Linked DNA regions of Homo sapiens: region 2 is linked to region 1. The links are chromatin loops, found by intact Hi-C in ENCODE. Cell type or tissue: CD14-positive monocyte. All regions are shown on one strand. Each heading gives the region's core, and the rest is flanking DNA. Links, peaks and the distances in the headings are about the cores only.

Region 1 (10,688 bases), core at 1,165-9,164:
TTTTGCTTTCTATTTTCCCTATTTTCTTTTCCAGATTTCTTTTTCTACAATCTTGTTCTGCTCTCCCTGTCAGATGCTGCCAGCTTTCTCCAAATGTCTGGTAGTCGCTGTCCATCCATTGTTGGTAATGAGGCACCACAGAGCTGATCGGGAGTTCCATCCACAACCCAAGTGGGTGGCAGTTGTGACAGGTGGGCATCACAGTAGGGTGATTGGTGGCAAACTGCGTTGTTTCATTGGAAGTCCCCCAAATGTTCGTTTCTGCAGGTCTTTCTCTGGTATAGTTCGTATTCTCCAGAGAAGAATTCTCTCATCTCCTGCCAGGGACATGCCCGGCTGCATCAGTTCGGGGAGCAGAGTGGAGGTGGGCAAAGGGGCTGGCAGCCTCATACTCAGGTGCAGAGTGTCATTCGTCAGATGCTTTCCCCTGGCACACCCCTCCCTCCACTGTGTCCTTCCGTCTCAAGTTGTCTTCCCCTGTCACCCTCACTCTATGTCTTGTCTCTCATTTCATCTCCAAACTTCCAATAACAGTGGGTCCTTCTCATCGTCCTCATTTCCTCACCTCCTGACTTCTTGATCTGCAGCCTGGCAGCCTGGGCCCCTCTTCCTTTCTTCACCTCCTGTCCCATCCTTCCAAAAACAAGCATCACTGCACAAGGCTCTCTGAAGACACAGAGCTTCTTCACTGTAAAAAGCTAAATAGCACGATAACTTAATTTAAACAAGACCCTCTCAGGAATTTGTTTGGCTTAAAGCTACTAAAATGCCATTCTGTTGGCTCATATTTTCATTTATGTAAGATGAGTGTCATGCCAAAATGATTTTATTGCCATAGAAGTCAGGCAAATATAGAGAAAATACATTTTAGAAAATAAAGTGACATGTGGCACATTTGAATCCTATGTTCTGCATTTAGAAATGAACTCATGCCTCTCCAAGCTGAAGCTTTTTGGTTATCTAGGAAGACGGTAGCCTGGTCTCTACAGGGTTCCACTCCAGAGCCTGCACTGCACACTCTCTGTCCTGCCATGGCCCTCTGCCATCTGTGGGAGGTGGATCAGTTGGGCCAGGCCAGGCACAGGTCCATCTCACGCTGAATGTAGCAGACGGGAGCTGCTTCTGCTGGGTGAGGGAGGGGGCTTGTGCTTGGCTGTGAGGACAAGGTCACTCCTTTGGAGCTGTAGAAGGGATGGGGCAAGCATGCCTGCCTCTGCTGTCTGCTGAGATTCCTTTATCTCAGGCTCCCATAATCTCCTGATCTTCAACCCCAGGACCTTGACTCATTTCTTATTCTTGAAACTTTTTGCACTGTTGACCACCTATGCTAATTTGAAATGGTCTCTTCCTACTTCTTCCACAATACAACACTGGCTTAGCTCTCTTCTTGGTTTTCCTGTTCCCTGATGTGGGCAGGGAGGCCACGGGGCTCAGTCCTCTGCTATCACGTCACTGTTTTTGTGCCTTTTTCCTCAGAAATAAACTTCCACCATCGCTGCACCAGTGGCTCTCCCCTGCTTCTCCAGCTTTCTTCAATATAGCTCTCATATCGCCAGCTCCTGTCGGATCTCTACCTGGCTGTCTGGGCACCATCTTGAATTAAAGGCAGACAAAGCGAAAGCCCTCAATTTCTCACTCCTCTCTTTAGTTAGCCTTTTCTTCCCCCACTGCCCTTTCCACCAATTAATCAACAAGCCAATAATCAGCTTATCATCTGAATGCCTATCACCATTTCCCCAAGCCTGGAAAACTTGGAAAAGAACTTTTATTTCTCTGTCTAGCTTAAGCTCTTTTATCCTTTACAACCCCACAGTTCTCACCTTAGATTAGCACATGTCATTTCCTCTGTGGGCCATTTAGATAATGTCCAAATCAGAATTTATCCCTTGAGGATCTTCCCTTTGGTTGTCCCCAGCCATTTCCTAAGGGCGACTGACACCTCCTATGCACTGAAGCCAGATCACTTTTCGTAAAACAGTGCTTTGCCTCGGTCACTCTCCAGCTTAAGCAGCATCAGTTGCTTTCTATTGCTATTGGACAAAACCCAAACCCATTCTGTTTGCATTCAAAGAGCCACATGGGCTATCCCTAAATTTCCCATTTGGTTGTATCTCCAATTCTGCCCCTTTCTGAACAATTCTCCGCAAAACGTGTTTATTCACTGATTTATGAAGCATATGAATACAGCTCTCCTTCTAATTCTGGAATTCTCTTCACCATGCCGTATTAGACCTAAGTTCTTGCTCTTGGATGAAGTAGTTCAGGAAATTGTACATGAAGAAGGCATGGTCTGAAATCCAGGATCCCCTGTGTGGTCTTGAGCCATGTTAGATGTTCTCAGCTTTGGTTTTCTCATTGGTTAAAAACAAGGATGAAAATCATATTTACATCTCCAGGCTGCCTTCCTGCCTGTCTTAGCATGGCTGCCAGGCCCAAGGCCCGTGGAGATCCTTTGGGTGAGGGGCTATAACAGTCTGCTCAGGACCCCAGGGACTTTAATGAGGGCATTTGGGACTCTGGTTCCTTGTTAAAATTTTTAAGGCTGGGTGCTGTGTCTAATGTCTATAATCCCAGCACTTTGGGAGGCTGAAATGGGTGGATGACCTGAGGTCAGGAGTTTGAGACCAGCCTGGCCAACATGGTGAAACCCCATCTCTACGAAAAATACAAAATTAGCCAGGTGCGGTGCATGCCTGTAGTCCCAGCTACTGGGGAGGCTGAGGCAGGAGAATCTCTTGAACCCGGGAGGCAGAGGTTGCAGTGAGCCAAGATTGTGCCATTGCACTGCAGCCTGGGTGACAGAGGGAGACTCTGTCTCCAAAAAAAAAAAAAAGTTTTAAAAATGTACTGATGAATGCTTTCAAGTATACAGGAAAGAGTATAACAGATATTCATTTATCCACCACCCGAATTTAATGGATATTATTTTGCCAGTTTTGCTTCAGAGCTCTATTTAACATAAAAATAAATAAAGCATTACAGATGCAGTTTAAGCTGTACCTTCACCGACCCCGTCCTGTTCCCCAAGGGACCACTGTCCGGAGGCTCATCCTCCCCATGTGTTTTTATTTTTCTACCATATGTAGCTGGCCCTAAGTGATGTCGGCTATTGTTCAGCGTTTGAAAATTTTATATACATTGTATCATACCGCATGGATCCTTTCACTTGATAAATAATTTGAATGGTGAGTGAATGATTGTGCAATTTGCTTTCTTTCAGCCAACATATTTTCGCAATTTATCCATGTTAATGCATGTCATGGCATTTCATTCATTTTAACTGTTCTTCGTGCAAGGGAGACACAGAAGAGTTACTGAGTGGTGAAAGTGGTGTGAGAGGGGTTTGCACAGGGCACCCGGGTCTCCTGGCGCTCCCCGTACAGTCGGAGAGTCAGGAAAGACTTTTTAGAGGAGATTGTCTGGGAGCTGAGTGTTAAGGGAGACGGACGCAGAGGCCTTGTCTGCCACCCAGCGGGGCTTGGGCTTTATTTTGGGGGCAGCGGGAAACCTGACTCAAGTTCATATTTTAGAAAGATTGCTCTTGTCCCAATACGGAAACTGGCCCAGGATAGGGATGAAGAAAGGAGGCAGGACTCACTTGAGAGGCTGCTACGGCAACTCAAGAGAGCCAGGCAGGGCCTCTAGGGTGGAAAAGAGACGAGATGGGGGTGGGGTATGGGGTGAGGCCAAGAAAAGGGATAAGGCTGACACCTGACTGGCTGGCTGGTGGCTTCACGTTCTGGGACTCGGGAGGAACATGGCAGCTGGAACAGGTGTGGGGGAAATGGCGAGGCTAGTGTGAGAGGTCAGCCGAAGACAGTGGCCCAGATCTCGGAGGTGTGGTCAGGGCTGGGGTAAAGCGCCCCGCAGCATGGGAGCAGGAGAAGCGGTGGGCTGGGCGAAACGCTTGGGCAGCCTGTGCTGGTTTGGAAGCGGAAAGAGCCATATTTGTTGAGTGAATTTAATTTACCAGAAGAGGCATTTTCACTGTTCTATATATTTTTAAAAAAACCTTTCTGACAAAATTCCAAACATACAAAGTGGGTAAGCTAAAAATCAATATTCTTTACCCAGAAACACACCCAGAATCTCCCCAGGTGGCTGTTCCACTCGGGATGCAGGGAACACATGGATGTTCTGGCTGCTCTCTGGGCCTCGCAGCTGGCCTGGCACTGTGTCTGCGGAGGGCCAGGCCTGGGGTCTTCCTAGGATGCACGGTGCTGGCCTATTATAGGTATTCAGGAAATACTTGTGCAAAGAACGAACACACTGCGTGGAAGGTTGTGATGCCTGACTCAGTGGCCTTTTCTGCCCGGACGGGTGAGGATGGCTCATCCATGGGTGCCTGGAGGGAGCCCTCCATGCCCCCATGGGGAACATCTGCCTGGGTCCCCCTTGGATGGGGCTCTGTTATCCTCCTGAGATGAAGAGCCAGCAGTTAGCTACCACCAAAATTCTGTAGAATCGTCCTCCCAGCAGGGCGTGTCCCCGAGTCTCCTTTGTGGCTCCCTTCGCCATGTGGTGGAAGGGCATCTACATGTCTTTGCCAGGAAGGGTCTTCTGGGCTCCAGTGAGCTAGGGCAGCCTGGAAGGGCCCTGCAGTGCCCGGGATGGCCTCTGTGTGGAGTTGTGATTCTGACTGTTTGTTTTCTGGCCTCTCATGGCTGGAAAGGCTCGTCCCAGGACAGCGGGCTCAACCCTTCCTCACTGCCCACAGAGGTACTAAGAGGAAACACTCTTTTGCGTGAAATGGCTGTGGGATCCTGGCATTCACGTTCTCCTTCTGGGCTGGTGGGGTGGGTGATGCTACACAGCATGGCCTTCCGCACTCTCTCATGTGACCCTCATGATGATGGTGGGAGGGAGGTGGGCTGGGTTGCTTTCCCCTCCTCAAAGATGCAGGAACAGTGACCTAGAGAGGTGAAGTAACTTCAAAGCCCAGGCCTCAGTCTCCAGCCACCTTCCTGGCCCAGCAGAGAGGAAGAAAGTCTCAGAATAGCTGATGAGCGGTTTAAGTGGGGGCCCCAGCCTCACAGCCTGGCCTCCATCCCTGGGGTTCTTAACCCTGTCTGCACATCAGAAGCACCAGGGGAGCCTCAGGTGTGGAAAGAAGAATCCCAAGCTCCACCCCAGACCGAGTAAATCAGCACTCTGGGGTGGGCCCATTGGTCTGTATTTTCAAGTGCTCCTGGTGCTACTGTGCAGCCAGGGTTGAGAACCTTTGCCTTTCAGCCTCTACTCATGCAGGCTCTGCTCTGTTATCTGCAGAGATGGGCGCCCAGGCTCAGTGGAGGAAACCAAGGCAATCCAGGCCAAGTACCTCAGCGCTCAGGCCGGCAAGACCCTGGAGACAAGACTGTCATCCCCTTTACACTGGGCACAGGCTCAGGGCCAGGACTGGAACTCTTCTTCAGTTAGCCCCTGACGTAAGGACTGGCTCCTTTTCCTCCTGCATTTCCCACTCGACCTGCACTCAGCTGAGGGCCACAAGTACAGCAAACACCTGCTTAGTTGTGGGTGTGGATGTGTGTGACGAACTGGGAAGGAGCACCAACTCTGTGTCAGGCACTTTGCATAGATTATTCTATTTATCTTTGAAACAACTGAGTGAGATGGGTGAGATGGTTATTCCAGTTTTACAGACAAGGAAGTCAAAGCCACAGAGAGGTTATGCAACTTTCTTGAGTTTGCATAGTCCGTGGCTCAGCCAGGATTGAAACCCAGAGGCACCTGACTCCAAAGCGTGATTCCCTGGTGCCCCCTGGCACCCGCTGGCTCTGGGGTGCCCTTGGAGGAAGTTGGTGAACTCCTTACTGCTTCCTTTCTCCTTTCGGATCAAGGGGGTCTGAGAACCTGCCAGTCTCCGCTGGGCCCGTTCATGCCTGGTTAAAACTGTTAGAGGTGAGCCTCTTTAAGGGGAAGCAGGAAATGAGATGTGGACTGTGAGGACCAGGAGCTGAGGCGGCTAAAACATACCTCCCCAGTGCCACCAGGAACAGAGGCCATAGACACGCTCAGCTCAGGACCAAACTCAAGTCCCACGTCAGGCAGGGAATGGTGTCCGGCCAGGCAGGGGCGCTCCCAGCTCAGCCCACAGGGCCTCAGCAGCACCTCCTGGAGCACACAGGGTGAGGCCAGCTTGGGAGCCCAGCTGCTCGGCCCCAGCCCTCTGCATCCTTGGCCTTGGGCAGTCTGACCCCAGCATCAGGGAGAATTTCTGCCCCTTTCTTGGATGATTCCTTGGAAGGTTGTGTTAATCAGCAGTATGAAGGGATCACAGGGCCCCTAAAGAGGCAGCAGACCTGCTGGAATTTGTGGCCACAATGAAAGACATGGGAAGCACCAAGTAGCATTTCTTTTTCTTTTTTTTTAATTTTTTTTTTTTTTGAGACAGAGTCTCGCTCTGTTGCCCAGGCTGGAGTGCAGTGGCGCAATCTCAGCTCACTCCAAGCTCTGCCTCCCAGGTTCACACCATTCTCCTGCCTCAGCCTCCCAAGTAGCTGGGACTACAGGCGCCTGGCTAATTTTTTCTATTTTTTTTTAGTAGAGACGGGGTTTCACCGTGTTAGTCAGGATGGTCTCGATCTCCCGACCTCGTGATCCGTCCACCTCGGCCTCCCAAAGTGCTGGGATTACAGGCGTGAACCACCGCACCCGGCTTTCTTTTTTTTATTATTTTTGTTTTTGAGACAGGGTCTTGCTCTCTCACCCAGGTTAGAGTGCAGTGGTGTGATATTGACCTACTGCAGCCTCAACTTCCCAGGCTTAAGCGATTCTCCCACTTGTCAGCCTCCTGAGTAGCTGGGACTACAGGTGTGTACCACCTGTATCTTTTTGTATCTTTTGTAGAGACAGGGTTTCATCATGTTGCCCAGACTAGTCTCGAACTCCTGGGCTCAAATAGTCCACCTGTCTTGGCCTCCCAAAGGGCTGGGATTATAGGCATGAGCCACCGCACCTGGCCCCAAGGACCATTTCAAACCTTTATTAGGTTTCTCCTGTCTTTTTTTCTTTTTCTTTCTTCCCATCCCTTTCTGACTCTGACTCTTTTTCCTCTTCCTCTTTTTCTGGTTCTGATCTCTTTCCCTCTGCCTGTATCCCTAGCTGGACCCTTGGTATGAGCTACTGGATAGGGGTTTCTGGCCAGGCCTGGGATCCTTCCTCTTACTGCCCTCATTCCTCTTTGTGAATCACCATTATGTATGTTAGTTACTACCTAGGTAGGTACTTGTTGTATTGCAGATGCTGATAATGAGCAGGTGTTTGGAGGATCCAGAGTGGGTAGCATTGATGATTTAGTCTTGAAAAGTTTACTCATTTGCTAGGTCCAAGCGCAACATAGGCCAATTACCATGTCCCGCCTGCCACTTGGCTGTGACAAGAAAGTTCTTAAGACCAAAAACAATCTGAATCTGGAAGTCCTCGCTGGTGCTAAGGGAGGGATGAAACCCAGGAGGTGGAGTTGGGGCTGGTGGATCTGCACCACGCTCCTGTTGCTTCCACCCTCCGTTGGCTTTGTCTCTGGTGACGTGATCTAAGGGACCCTGCTGATGGGATTGATACTGGGATCGCAGAAAGGTGGTTTCACTGGGGGCTCCAGGAGTCCCAGGTGCCAGGGTTGCTCCATGAGTGGCCTGTCTCAGCAACATGAGAGCCTTGAGGACTGGAATCTATCTCAGTCAACTCTGTGTCCTCCAACACCAGCACGGGGCTTGCTGTGGGCAGGGGCTCAATAGGTTTGCTAAGTGAATGAATTAAGGATGAATCAAAAACAGTAAAAGAAGTACAAGAGAAAGGCTCTGGAACCCACATGGAGGTGTGGAGAACCCTAGCCCCTTAGCTGCTTATCTGCAGTCGCCTGGGCGATGGATACTCCCCAGGCCTCCCTCCAGAGAGGCGCCAACCTTCCTGTGTTGGCAGCAGTTCGCAGGTATTCCGTCTACACAGAATGGCAGAGGATCGCACAATGCCTGTGTGGAGGCCCAGCCCAGGGTGGGGCCAGCTTGCAAGCCCAGTCAGACCTTCTTGGGAAGAAGGAAGGAAGGAAGGGTTGCAACTGAGAAGAAACTGTGGCTTTGAAAGTTTTCCTCCAGGGTTTTTTTGTTTGCAAGGAAAGGAGATGCTTAGGGAGGCGTTATATACTGGACAAAAGAGTGCGGCCGGGTCAGTGGTGAAATCAGAGTGCATGTCTTTCCCACAGCAGGTCAGCAGGGATAGCTTTGTCTGCGAATGCCCACGTGCTGGGAAGACGTTGCAGCCTCTGATACAACAGCTCTGTGTTCCTTAGATTTTTTTTTTTTTTTTTGAGAAAAGTACATGTGCTTCATATTACCTGTGTCCACAGCACAGATGTAAGTGAGTAAAATTTAAACAAGGATCCAGATAGCTGGGACGAAGAGTCTCTTGACCTGTTCTTTCCGACTGTGCAGGTTTGAGAGAAAGACCAGGGATCTGGCAGTGTTGGCCAGATATTCCTGCAGGTCAGTTGGAATCCAGTTGGGGATTTGCTGATGTGAAACACTCATGAACAGTCACAAAACCAAACATATGGGGCCAGAAAGCAAGACCGACTTGACCTTAAACAAAATCCTCCTTTGCTTCTGAGCTACACGCCAGGCAAGACAAATTTAGGGAAATAGGAATATGGATTTCTATTTGTTAAGAAAGATACAGTTGTTTCTCATCAGGCTTTTCCAGTTCTAGCACATAGGATTGCAGTGACCTCATTTTTGATCAATGGCCAATGCATTCAACTGTCTGGTGGAATAATCTATTAACTGGGCACCTGCCAATTGTCTAGAATAGGAACTAGCTTAGGCATATGTTTTAAAAAATGATAACATTGTTATGAGCCCTGCCGAGACAAGAGGATGGGAAGCCCAAGCAGGTCAGCACTGGCTCTGAAGTCAGTTTGGGATGATAGACTGTGTTTTTCAGTAGACTCACTGCCCTGTGACTGACCTCCCTCTCTCCCTGCATTAATTACATGGTATTTAAAGGCAAACCAACAAACCACTTAAGAGTCCCGGAACCCGGGCATGTGGAATCTGGATGAGTGACCTTCGCTGGGTCACACATAGCCACTGTTGGAACCCAGTTCTCCCAGCTCCCCAGCCAGTGCTCTGGCTGTGCCCTGTGCCCCCGTGCAGCTCCCTCCGAGTCCCATGTGACCACCTGTGTTTATGATGAGTCCTCACTCACATCTGTGTATCGATTCTCTTGCAAAGAGGCCCCTTATGGCACTGGCTGGTGGAGGAGGCAGCTATGCTGTTTGACAGCCCACCAGCAGGCTAAGTTTGCCACTTTTAGGGATCCATGTCTTAATCCTGAGTGTGAAAAGACTTAAGGTGTTATAAGCGTCACCCGCTTCATCTAAACTCGCATTTGCAACCAGTGGCTGATTGAGAGATGGCAAAGGCTGTGGACACCAGGAAGCCATGAGGAGAAGGACCCCCTCAGCAAGGGTCAGGACTTGTGGACCTTTGGATGGAAAGAACTTCACTTGCAGATAGTTATCATGTGTAGTCAGATGCTGCTTATCTGTAATAGTGAGGACAGTGGTAGCTAACCTTTATTGAGCATTACTATATGCCGGGCACTGATTTTTTGTACTTTATATGTATTAATTCATTTAACTCTTACAAAAGAAGTAGATACTATTATTCCCATTTTACAGTGGGGAAACAGAGGTGGTGAGAGGTGAGTACCTCACCTACCATAGGTAGATTTGAGAACCAAGTCGCACTGGGTGCGGTGGCTCACCCCTGTAATCCCAGCACTTTGGGAGGCTGAGGTAGGAGGATCACTTGAGCCCAGGAGTTCGAGACCAGCCTAGGCAATACAGTGAGACTTCATCTCTAGAAAACATTTTAAAAATTAGCTGGACATGGTGGTGCACACCTGTTGTCTCAGGTACTCAGAAGGCTGAGGCAGGAGGAATCACTTGAGCCCAAGAGTTCGAGGTCACAGTGAGCACTCCAGCCTGGGCGACAGAGCGAGAACCCTGACCCTAAAAAAGAAAGAAAGAATATTACCAGTACCATTGCTTCTTTCCAGTTGCATCTCCACAGCAGTCACTCTTAGACTTTTGGTTATTTATGTACCTACTTTCTGTTCATAGAGTCAAATCTGAGTCCCAGAAAAGGGCATGTGTCTGGGCAGCTGGAGGGGCCGTCATAGGCCTGGGGTTCTAGATGACCAGAGGGAGTGCTTGGGAGAGCGAGCTGCTCTGTATTTTTCCTCTAAGCTCCTCATTGCCTACCTCTAGGTCTCAGGAGTGGGTCAAACCAGAACACTGCCTGGGGGCTGGTGGCTCACGCCTGTAATCCCAGCACTTTGGGAGGCCAAGGCCTCCATCTCTCACACCCATGTCCAGAAATACCTGGTGCTGCCAGCTCCTGAGACCTCTGAGCATTTGGAGGGCTAAATCAGATTGGTTCTCAGATTTTCTCTCTGCTGACTTGACATTCCATTTTCTTGGGACTGATATCTGTACCACTGGACTATCTACTTTTTAACTTCTGAAATTTTGTTGCTGTGTTCTACTGTTTTCCCCATTCTTATGGATTTATATCCTTTTAAAAATCTCTTTAATGGGTGCGGTGGCTCTTGCCTCTAATCCCAGCACTTTGGGAGACCAAGGGGGGAGGATTGCTTGAGTCCAGGGGTTTGAGACTAGCCTGGGCAAC
Region 2 (10,688 bases), core at 1,781-9,780, 55 kb after region 1:
AGGGCGGAGTTTCTTTACTTTGGTCACTTGACACAACCGGCCACCCTGATAACCTGTTCACCTCAGCTTCCTGTCTTACTTGTGGCTTCAGTTCTGAGCCGGCGCATCTCTGAGCTTTCCTGGGCCTGAAAAAAGGCCTCTTCTGTATGTGTGCCCCGCGCATCACCTCTGGACACTGAGACAGGGTGGGTCTCTGACATACTCTCCTTGGCGCTCGTTCACAAGCAGCTCCCAAATGCACTCCTCTCTCTCGGGGGCTTTCTGCCAGAACAATTATCTTCAATGGCTGCAGGCTGCCCTGGATTCCTTTCTACTGATCTGCAGCTGGTCAGTTAATCTGTTTCTTTCTGGGTTTCCTGCAGCTTCTCTGATCTATTTCTAATTATTTGGCTTCTCAACTCACAGTTTCTCTAAGAAGCGTCTTTTTACTTTTTTTTTTTGTTTGTTTTTCTTGAGATGGAGTTTTGCTCTTGTTGCCCAAGCTGGAGTGCAATGGCATGATCTCAGCTCACTGCAACCTCCACCTCCCAGGTTCAAGTGATTCTCCTGCTTCAGCCCCCCAAGTAGCTGGGATTACAGGCACATGCCACCATGCCTGGCTAATTTTTTGTATTTTTAGTAGAAACGGGGTTTCACCATGTTAGCCAGGCTGGTCTCGAACTCCTGACCTCAGGTGATCCACCCGCCTCAGTCTCCCAAAGTGCTGGGATTACAGGGATGAGCTACTGCGCCCGGCGACGTCTTTTTACTTTTTATCCCCACTGCAGAGGAACTTTCTCCCAGCTCTCAGGTGTATGTGTGTTCTTAAACATCTTGTATACAGTGGTGGCTCTGAGATAACCCATGAAAGCATGTAGTAGGTGCTAATTATAATACATTTTACCTGGCACATAGCAGATGCTAACTAAATTTTAACTCCCTTCCACACTCCTTATGGGCATACCCTTACAGATCAAGACATTTATTTTAGGAACACATTTTCTCCCCACAAATCCACCATATTTAATAGAAAAGCCAGAACAGTCAATCTCAGTATTATTTAGTTAGAAAAGGAATTGTATAAACAGTGTTAGTTGGGGTGAAATTAAATAGATTAAATGTTTCAGAATAAACTCGTATACAGTCCAGGAAACAGATGTTTATTACAAATAAAAAAGGCCAAATACCTTAGGAGCCCTGGGGCTTGCTAACTAGCAAAATAAGAGCAATCTAAGAAGGAAAAATATCCCAAAAGTATTATTGTTAAGACTAGGGAATCTGGGTGGTTCATGCCTGTAATCCCAGCACTTTGGGAGGGCGTGGCGGGCAGATCACTTGAGGTCAGGAGTTCAAGACCAGCCTGGCCAACACAGTGAAACCCCCATCTCCACCAAAAAATACAAAAATATGCCAGGCGTGGTGGTGCATGCCTGTAGTTCCAGCTACTCGAGAGGCTGAGGCAAGAGAATCGCTAGAACCCAGGAGGCGGAGGTTGCAGTGAGCCAAGATCGTGCCACTGCACTCCAGCCTGGGCAACAGTGCGAAACTCTGTCTCAAAAATACAAAACCCCCCTAAAACTGGGTAATCCCACAGAGCAAACTCTGATTCCTGGATTTAATAGTCATGGTTTCACATATTCAAGAGGGACCTTGGAAGCTCATGACACAAGCTGTACAGGGAAGATGGGGATGGGACAGCGCTGGTAACTGGGGAGTGAGCCTAGTGGGCCACTCAGCACCTGGGAGTGGGCCAGCCTGAGTGTCCTCTGCCCTCCATCGTGGACACAGTCCTGCCTCTCAGGAAGGGAAGCAGACTAGGTCTCATTATGGAAAATGGCTCTCAAGTGAGAGGTAAAACTTGACTGAAAGTTGAGATGTTGATCAATTCATGGAGCGTGGAGATGTTAGGAAACTCATGACTCTAGAAATGAGATGTGGGAGGAAAAAAAGCGTTGTTGAGACTCGGCCTTATTAATACACTTGGGATTGTAAAGGTTTTTAGGGTGCACTCCCCAGTTATGTCAGGGGTCACCGCAATTAGATGAGACAGAATGAGCGCCTTGCAAATGACTTTAAATCCAGTCCTTTGAGAGAAGAGAGCAGCCAATGAATGAGCAGAGTCCCTCAATGACCGAAGCTCAAGTGGGAGCTGGGAGAAAATACTAAGAGCAGAGAGATGGAAGTAATTATTTTCATCAGTAGTTACTGAAGAAAGAAATCAGGGTAGCTCACACCCCATGTAATATTTTGGAAAGAGCTCTGGGGGTGGGGGGATGGCTCAAACAGGTGTATGCCAGAAAAGAATCACTGTTTATTTAAAAAGAGCTGTTGACACACCTCTGCTCAAATAAATTCTCACTTCCACCTCCACTGGCACATTTAGCAAATTTTCAGTCTGATATGAATAGAGAAAACAATTAAGTTCTGTGAGGGCTGGGAGCAGAGCTACGTGTCTATAAGCCTTGCTCTGCCTAGCACCATGCCAGGAACATAATCTGTCGTCAGGAAATGCTTCCTGAATGGATGGATGGATGGATGGATGACAAATGACAGAAAGAGATAGGATTTAGGCAGGAGAGAGATGGAATGAAGTTTTTATAATTTATCTAGATGTGGAGACCAACATTTCATATATTACTCAGAAAATAGACTGAATAATAGTTTTATATTTTTTTAAAGTGGTAAGTGAACAGATCATTCTACACAATTGACAAACTGGACATAGGTTGCTATACTTGGCCCTGTCTGACCCCAGCTCCTAGGGCTCTGGAGGAATCCCAGGGTGTGTCTGTGGGAAGGCTGGCCAAAGATGGAAGCCACCATATCGTGTACTCATGGTGCCAGAGGCTCAACCCAGTTCCTGAGGTCAGTCCAACACTAGGAGGATGCCAGGCTGGGGCATTCCCACTCATTCCTGCTGTGAGTAAATAGGCTTTAAATGAAAAAGAGTTGTAAAAATTCAAATATACATAACCTTTTAGGTAAGAAGCAGTGAAATTTCTGCAAGGAGATGCCATGCCTGACTCTCCCAAAGAATTTTTTGAGGGGAGAATGCAGTGGCTACAATGTGTTGTGCCCAGGGGTTCTCCACATCGGCTGCACATTAGAATCACCTGGAGGGCTTTCTTAAACTCAACCACGTCTGTGTCTCACTCTACACTAATTAAATCAGAATCTCTGGGTGATTCTTATGTTTAGGCAGAGTGGAGAACTATTGACTTAAATTTTCAAAAGGCTCTTTCTTGATAAAATTTCATCATAGAATCTGGTTTTTAAAAACCAGTCAACATAGGCTGCATTTGGTAGAGAAGACGGAAATAAAGGTTATCGATGAATGATCACATCTCAGAATGGATTGAGGATTGATAATGGATCCAGCTTATCTAACAGTTTTGTAAGGCACCTAGGGCACGATTACAGCAAAGTCATGAAGCTGCATGAATTCAGCTGTTGAGCTCTGCTTGCCAGATTCTGCATGAGGTGCTGGGGGAAGGGGGCCAGGAAGCATGATACAATTCTACCTGTGAGGTGCTCAGGGTGCTGGCAGGATAAGCCATGAGCATAACTAACTATCCCACAGGATGGAAAGTAACAAAATGCCATCAGATCACATAAAGTGATGGAAACACTAGATGACATTGATTTCCTGTAGTAATAAAATGGTGAGTGGGGTGGGCAGGACAAACCCAAGAAATCTGCGATATTGAAAAAAGAGACAGGTGAGATTCTTTGGGGATAAGCATGAGATGATAAAGAAAGGAATCAACAGTGAATTAAAGACAAGGTGGGCTCCGTAGTGGACCTTAGTCTTGTTCATCAAGCATCTGACCTTCCTGACCATTTGGGGGTTATTCCACCAATGGTCTTGAAGGGAGAGAGTACCCCCATTGTGTGTAATAGAAACCCAATGGACCAGACCTCTTTTGCCTGTCCCTTTGCAGCCCTGGTAGGGCACATGACCTACACTAGGCCATTGCGTGCTCCCATTGTAACCAATGAAGTAAAGATAAAGAGCTGGTGAGAATCCATCCACAGGGCAGCAGGGGTGTTGGCAGCATCCTGGCCAAGCTGTTCCTGGGGAAGAGGCTGGGTGTGCCTCCAGGCTTGGTCCTGCCCTTTTCTGAGCCTCATCCTTTAGCCTCCTGATGATTCTACAAACCACCAGTGTCCTACAAATATATTCTTTTTTAAAGAAATTTTTTTTTTCCAATCAACTGTCCTGACTGATTCATCCATCAGTCAAATTATTCCAGTGATAATTTATGAGCCAGGAAAGAAGTCTAGCCAGTGGCTTGTGTTCAATGTAGCTTGGTGACACGAATCCGGTGCTTTGCTGATGCAAGGAAGTAAAAAATGGGGTGAGGAGAGCCTTCATCAAGAAGGGTGTAAGTGACAAAGCTGAATATTAACTCTAACCTATCTGTAAGCATTGGACGCATGAGTACTTGGAATGTACAGTTCTGGCCATTGTGCCTAAAGGAAAGTAGAATGGAAAGGGCACCTCAAATAAGAAAACAAAGATGCTTTCCTGTGGGTACAGATGAGATCTGGCCCAGGAGGGTGAATTCATGAGTGACAGCTTGGGATCTGGCTGTGCATGGCAAGCAGTCATGCAGCCACCCAGCCCCTTAGCACTTTTAGCCCTGAGTTAGCTAGTAACATCTTGGACCCTGATCTTTTGCAAGTTGACACCAAGAAGAACAGCTGTGCCCTCTTATTCTATCTGTTGGTGCCTTGTGGGTCATGGATCTCATTCATTCATTCGTCATTTATATTTCTGTGTTGGGCACCAAGAATTCTAGGGTAAACAAGACAGAAGGCCTGCTTAAATGAAGCCTCCAGATTAGTGGAGGGGGCACCACGATAGGTGCTATCCTAACATCATGTTGGGGATGCTATGGAGCACTGAGAAGCAACTACTGTAGTCAGGGAAGAGGGGATGGCCTCACAGTGGAGGTGAGGTTGGTGCTGAGTTTTGTAGCACAATTAGGAGTTTAACAGACAATGAGTAGATTAGGGCGTGTGAACAGAGGCTTCCTACAGACAGAAAAATCATGCTGATCAGACTTTCAGTGTGCAGGGTGTGGAGCTAAAGAGGTCACAGACCATGAAGAGCCTTATATGTCAGGACAGGGGGAGATTTTGATATATCTGCAACGGAGACATTGTGGTCAGATTTGAGTTTAGAGAACAGAGGCTTAGGGGATGATTCAGAGTGAATCATCTGAAGATTTAAACTCATCTTTAAGGGTGAGCTTAAAGGCAAGAGGCCAATGAGCATTGTGGTTGGCCAGTTTGTTCTCAAAGTGTGGTCTCTGGGAACGCATGCGGAATCCAGATTTCTAGGCCCCACCCCAAGCCTACTGAACCAGGAACTCTGAGGAGGGGCCCAGAAGTTTGTGTTTAGCAAGCCCTGCAGCTGAGTCTGGCAGACGCTTCATTTGAGGACCACTGTGCAATCCATATGAAATGTGGTGGTGGATTCAGCTGAAACCATGGAATGAATGGGGGCGAGGCTGGGGATGTGGAAACTGTATCCCAGGGATCAGATCTAGACGACTCAGTGGATGATTGCATGGGGTGCAGGTGGGTGGGTGCTGGGGGGGTAGAAAGGCACAGGAGCAGGTTCTGGCACTGGCGAATGAAACCGCTTCTCACACAGGTATCCCTCATGGGCTTCCTGTTCCTTTTGGGCTTATACATCTCGTCCCTGGCTTCCTGCATGGGAGGACTTTATGGAGCTCCCCGCATCCTGCAGTGCATTGCCCAGGAGAAAGTGATCCCTGCACTTGCCTGTCTGGGACAAGGGGTGAGTAATCCTCTTTTTTTGGTTTGTTTTTTGAAACATGTTTTGCTGCTAACCTCACTGTTGGCCCATCAATTGGTTAAGCTTTTCTGATCAGAGCCTCTGGTCAATTTCTTTGGGGTGACACAGAAAATAATGCAGAGGTCATTTCTTTCAGCCCTGTCCTCTGGCTGGCTTAGGTTAGGGCTAAGTAGATGAAGCATCTTAAATGTCCCAGCCACCCAGCCCCTTAGCACTTTTAGGACTGGGTTAGCTAACCAGTCCTAGTACCATCTTGGACCCTGAGCAGCATGAAAATGCAGTGCCCCATCCTTTAATGAAAATGAATTCAGGATCCTCCAGGTTTAGCATAGAAGAAAGCGTGTTTTGGTCAGGAGGCGAGCTGGTCCTTGCAGCTCTAACTCTGCCCTTGAGTTTCAACCGCCCCTTGGGGGTTGCTGTTTGATGATTTCCTACACCTCTGGCGTCTACACTTCCTGTTAACCATCATGAACCAAACCTTAACTGATACATAAAGGGCAGCTCAGTTGAGACATGGCTGGAATGATTAAAATAGACATTCCTAAAGTCCAGGGGAGGACCAAAGAGACATAAACAGAGAATCCCATTTCCCACTAATATGGTTTGCAAGCTAGAGTTCATTTTTGTCTTGTTGGGGTACCCCAGAGGGCCTCCCCAGCCGCTTCCAATTTTCAGCCTCTCTCTGGTTTAGGGAACACATCGTTGCAACTTATCCTTGATTTCTTCCTTTATCTTCCTCCAAAAATGCAGTTTGGTTTTGGACATAGTCCGTTTGAGATCCTATTAGACGTTCACTGGAAATGTTGAGTAGGCAGTTGGATATGTAAACCTGGGTTTCAGGGGAATGTTTTAGGCTGGAGATTCAAATTTGGAAGTTGTCAGTATAATGCCGGTATTCAAAGCCGTGAGCCTAGTTGAGCTCACCAAGGGAGGGAGTACAGATAGAGATCTGAGGATGGAGCCTGGGGCTGCTTTAAATGTGGAGTTCAGAGACGTGAAAAGCCAGCCACAGAAACCAAGAAGGAGCAGCCAGTGAAGAGGGAGGCCAATCAGGAGAAGTAAGGTGAAGAAAGTGTTTCGAAGAGGACTGAGTAGCCAGCTGGGTTAAAGAAGACAGGGACTGAGAAGTGACTGTTGCTTTTGGCCCAAGAACTATGTCAGTGACTGTGATGAAGAGCTCCCAGGAGAGGCAGCTAGCACCTTTTTTCCACTCCTGTCCACCTGAAGGTCACCATACCCACCTCCATTAATAACAGGTGTGTGTAATGTGTGTGTGTGAGTATTTGCGGATACTCAGTGTCAGAATTAGTGTCAGAATTCCCCTCCTCCAGCCACCAGTGATTCTGCTGTGTCTTCCGCAATCTGCCTCTCCCTGGGAAGAATCAACTTTGCATTTCTTTGATTTTCTATGCTGGTATTAAAACCCAATGAAAGACAAAAGGAGGAAATATTTGGGAAGTCAAAGTTCTATAATAATGCCCCATGTTCATAGTTATTCCTATGGCTGGGCACAGTGGCTCATGCCTGTAATCCTAACACTCTGGTAGGCCAAGGTGGGCAGATTGCTTGAGGCCAGGAGTTTGTGACTGGCCTGGGCAACATAGCAAAACCACGTCTCTACAAGAAATACAAAAATTAGCCATGCATGGTGGTGTGCACCTGTAGTCCCAGCTATTCAGGATGCTGAGGTGGGAGGATGGCTTAAGCCCAAGAGGCGGAGGTTGCAATGAGCTGAGATCACATCACTGCAGTCCAGCCTGGGCAACAGAGCCAGACCCGGTCTCAAAAAAAGAAAAAAAAAAAAAAGTTGCTAATGCAACTAATATCTGTGGAGCTTACTGCATGTCAGTCTGTGTGAAGCATTTCGCATGCATGAACTAATCCCATGAGTAGGATATTATTATCTCAAGTTTATAGATGAATAATCACATGGGGAGAAGTGGCTGAGTCATTATGAGTTGTGTTTCTAGCCTGTAACTTCTGAAATCTCTGAAGCGTTCTATCTGAAATTTTATGGTCCTGCATGTTATTTTTGTTCCTGCAGAAGGGGCCAAACAAAACACCCGTGGCTGCCATCTGCCTGACCAGCTTGGTGACCATGGCCTTTGTTTTTGTGGGTCAAGTGAACGTTCTGGCCCCCATCGTCACCATCAACTTCATGCTGACATACGTTGCAGTGGACTACTCTTACTTCTCCCTGTCCATGTGTTCCTGCAGCCTGACCCCGGTGCCTGAGCCGGTGCTCAGGGAGGGCGCAGAAGGCCTCCACTGCTCTGAGCACCTGCTCTTAGAGAAAGCTCCCAGTTACGGCTCTGAGGGACCTGCCCAAAGAGTCTTGGAGGGCACGCTACTGGAATTCACCAAGGACATGGATCAGCTCCTCCAGCTAACCAGGAAGCTTGAGAGTAGCCAGCCCAGGCAAGGAGAGGGTAACAGGACCCCAGAAAGTCAGAAGAGGAAAAGCAAGAAGGCCACCAAGCAGACCCTACAAGATAGCTTCCTCTTGGACCTCAAATCCCCTCCTTCTTTCCCTGTCGAGATCTCTGACAGGTTGCCCGCTGCCTCCTGGGAGGGGCAGGAGTCCTGCTGGAACAAGCAGACTTCCAAGAGCGAAGGGACTCAGCCTGAGGGAACATATGGAGAGCAACTTGTTCCTGAGCTGTGCAACCAATCAGAGTCCAGTGGAGAAGGTGAGTGCTCTGGTATCACACTGGGGCCTCTTATTTGGGGATGACCACTGATTATCCTACCTACCCAGTTATTGTGAACCAGTTATAACTGGGTTTAAAATCCTTGTTAATTTTGTGCAATATTTGTTTTAAAACATTATATTCAGGTATCAGCTGAATTATTTGTAATTATACTCTGTTATAGATAGTTAATTTTAAACAGAAATTTCTATCTACTCCTGTATGTTAGACCTGAGAGCCACAGCTAGTAATTGGGTATCAATCTCTTTTCACTCAAAAATGAACAGAAGTATAAAGCCTCAATGTGAGTAAAATCAATCTCTCCTTACAAGAGAAGTGGAAATGTGTTGTGATAAACTACCTGTTAAGGATGCAATATGTTTTCTTTGTGGAAGATGAACCTCCCAAACCAGGCAAGAGGGGATGGACAGAAGGTGGCTCAAGCTTTGTTTTCTCAAATCTATAAACACAGAGATACACAGAGACACTCACAGAGAGGCTTATAGAGCATGAGAAATTCTGAAAATGAGAACTCGTATTTTCAAGGACCTACCATATTCTAGGTGCTTTACATCTATTACTTCGTGTAATATAACATATATTAGCATTTTCCCTTTTACAAGTAAGACCTTGTGTCCACATGAGGTCACAGAGAAGACTCTGACCTGATTCTTTGCACAGCTGGACATCACCCTGCATTGTATTGTCTGTATTTGAGGCCCATGTACTTTCCTCTACATTATGCTCTCCCTGGAGCTATATACAGACAGGTGTGGGCAAAGAGGAGGAGATGAGGGACATAGAAGGAGGTGTCTGAAAAATAGTGTTTTGGCCGGGCGCGGTGGCTCACGTCTATAATCCCAGCCTGACCAACATGGTGAAACCTTGTCTCTACTAAAAATACAAATAATTAGCCAGGCATGGTGGCTGCTGCCTGTAATCCCAGCTACTCATGAGGCTGAGGCAGGAGAATTGCTTGAACCCAGGAGGCGGAGGTTGCAGTGGCAGGAGAGTTGCTTGAGCCTGGGAGGCAGAGGTTGCAGTGAGCCAAGATCATGACACTGCACTCCAGCCTGGGTGACAGAGTGAGACTCCATCTCAAAACAAAACAACAACAACAACAAAAAACCCCAAAAACCTAGTGTTTTAAGTTCTCCCAGAAACCTGTTTTTCCTTCTTTGCCTCTAAATTTCTGGGAAACTTTTAATTAAAAATAAAAATTATTTTATTTTAATCAATGTAATAAGTGTACAATTTAATAAGCCAAATAATATTAAAAGTCACATAACCAGAAACAGTAGTTCCTACTCTTTTATACCACCCCTTTTACCCTTCTCTATTTCCAGTCCCATTCCCAGAAAATCCCACTTTGAACCAAAAATATGCTTCTTCTGTTAATCTGTCACTAAATAATGTATTTGCATTGCTACTTCTTGATATGTCAGTTTCTGACATCATCTTTTGAGTTGCTGTTATGGTAAATGAGGATTTGGTGCGATCTCAGCTCACTGCAACCTCCACCTCCCGGGTTCAAGCGGTTCTCCTGCCTCAGCCTCCCAAGTAGCTGAGATTACAGGGACCCACCACCACACCCAGCTAATTTTTGTATTTTTAGTAGAGATGGGGTTTCACCATGTTGGCCAGGCTGGTCTTGAACTCCTGACCTCAAGTGATCTACCCACCTCAGCCTCCCAAAGTGCTGAAATTACAGGCGTGAGCCACCACACCCTGCCTGGATTTAACTCTTATATGCCACTCTGACTTCTCCTTATTTAATGCCCCCAGAGTAGTTATCTCACAGTTTTTTATTAAATTAAAAGCTAGTATTCTTGTTATCATGACTAAGTAAATATTGCTCAGTTCTGAGCCATATGTTACACTATGATTACATTTCCTTTTTTGCTCAACTTTTGCTGTTTCCTGGAATTAATAATTGCCTTGGTTTTTTCTTTGCTTGGTTTTCTGTCATCATTTTTCTTTAAATGCTCTGGCAGATCTGTCAAATGCCTTTTTGTGTTATTTTCAAAATGCTCCAATTCTTCAGAAATGTATTCTTTTCTTTTTTCCCCTCTGTCCTATGGCTCCATCCTTCTGTTCCACTCTAGATTGTTTGTTTGCTAGGTCTGCTACAAAGCTGTTGTCTTAGAATTCCTCTTGTTACCACACTTCTGTGTCAGATCCAGGAAACAAGA

The links. Peaks named below come from ENCODE experiments on the same cell type or tissue, not always from the same donor. Only the 100,000 strongest peaks of a DNase experiment are listed, where the experiment ranks them.
Region 2: it touches region 1 in a loop (2.1-fold over the local background); 2 of 110 quality-filtered maps call a loop at or near these places.

What each region holds. Positions count from the first base shown.
Region 1 is chr3:125,159,298-125,169,985 of GRCh38, reverse strand. The region is part of intron 5 of SLC12A8 (solute carrier family 12 member 8); the gene reads left to right. Among named protein-coding and RNA genes, the nearest start is that of MIR5092, 13 kb to the right of the region's middle. RefSeq lists an enhancer at 5,535-5,604. In CD14-positive monocyte, for the core only: CTCF peaks have their summits at 4,405 and 4,605; DNase peaks (open chromatin) are centred at 4,645 and 5,695; H3K4me3 peaks cover 1,855 bases; H3K27ac peaks cover 1,994 bases.
Region 2 is chr3:125,105,289-125,115,976 of GRCh38, reverse strand. It overlaps SLC12A8 (solute carrier family 12 member 8), which reads left to right. Exons shown (of 14, transcript NM_024628.6): 9 at 5,642-5,788; 10 at 7,851-8,496. Among named protein-coding and RNA genes, the nearest start is that of MIR5092, 41 kb to the left of the region's middle. RefSeq lists enhancers at 4,801-4,850, 5,141-5,350, 6,810-6,979, 7,000-7,079, 7,660-7,729 and 3 more. In CD14-positive monocyte, for the core only: no CTCF peak of the experiment used is centred there; a DNase peak (open chromatin) is centred at 5,226.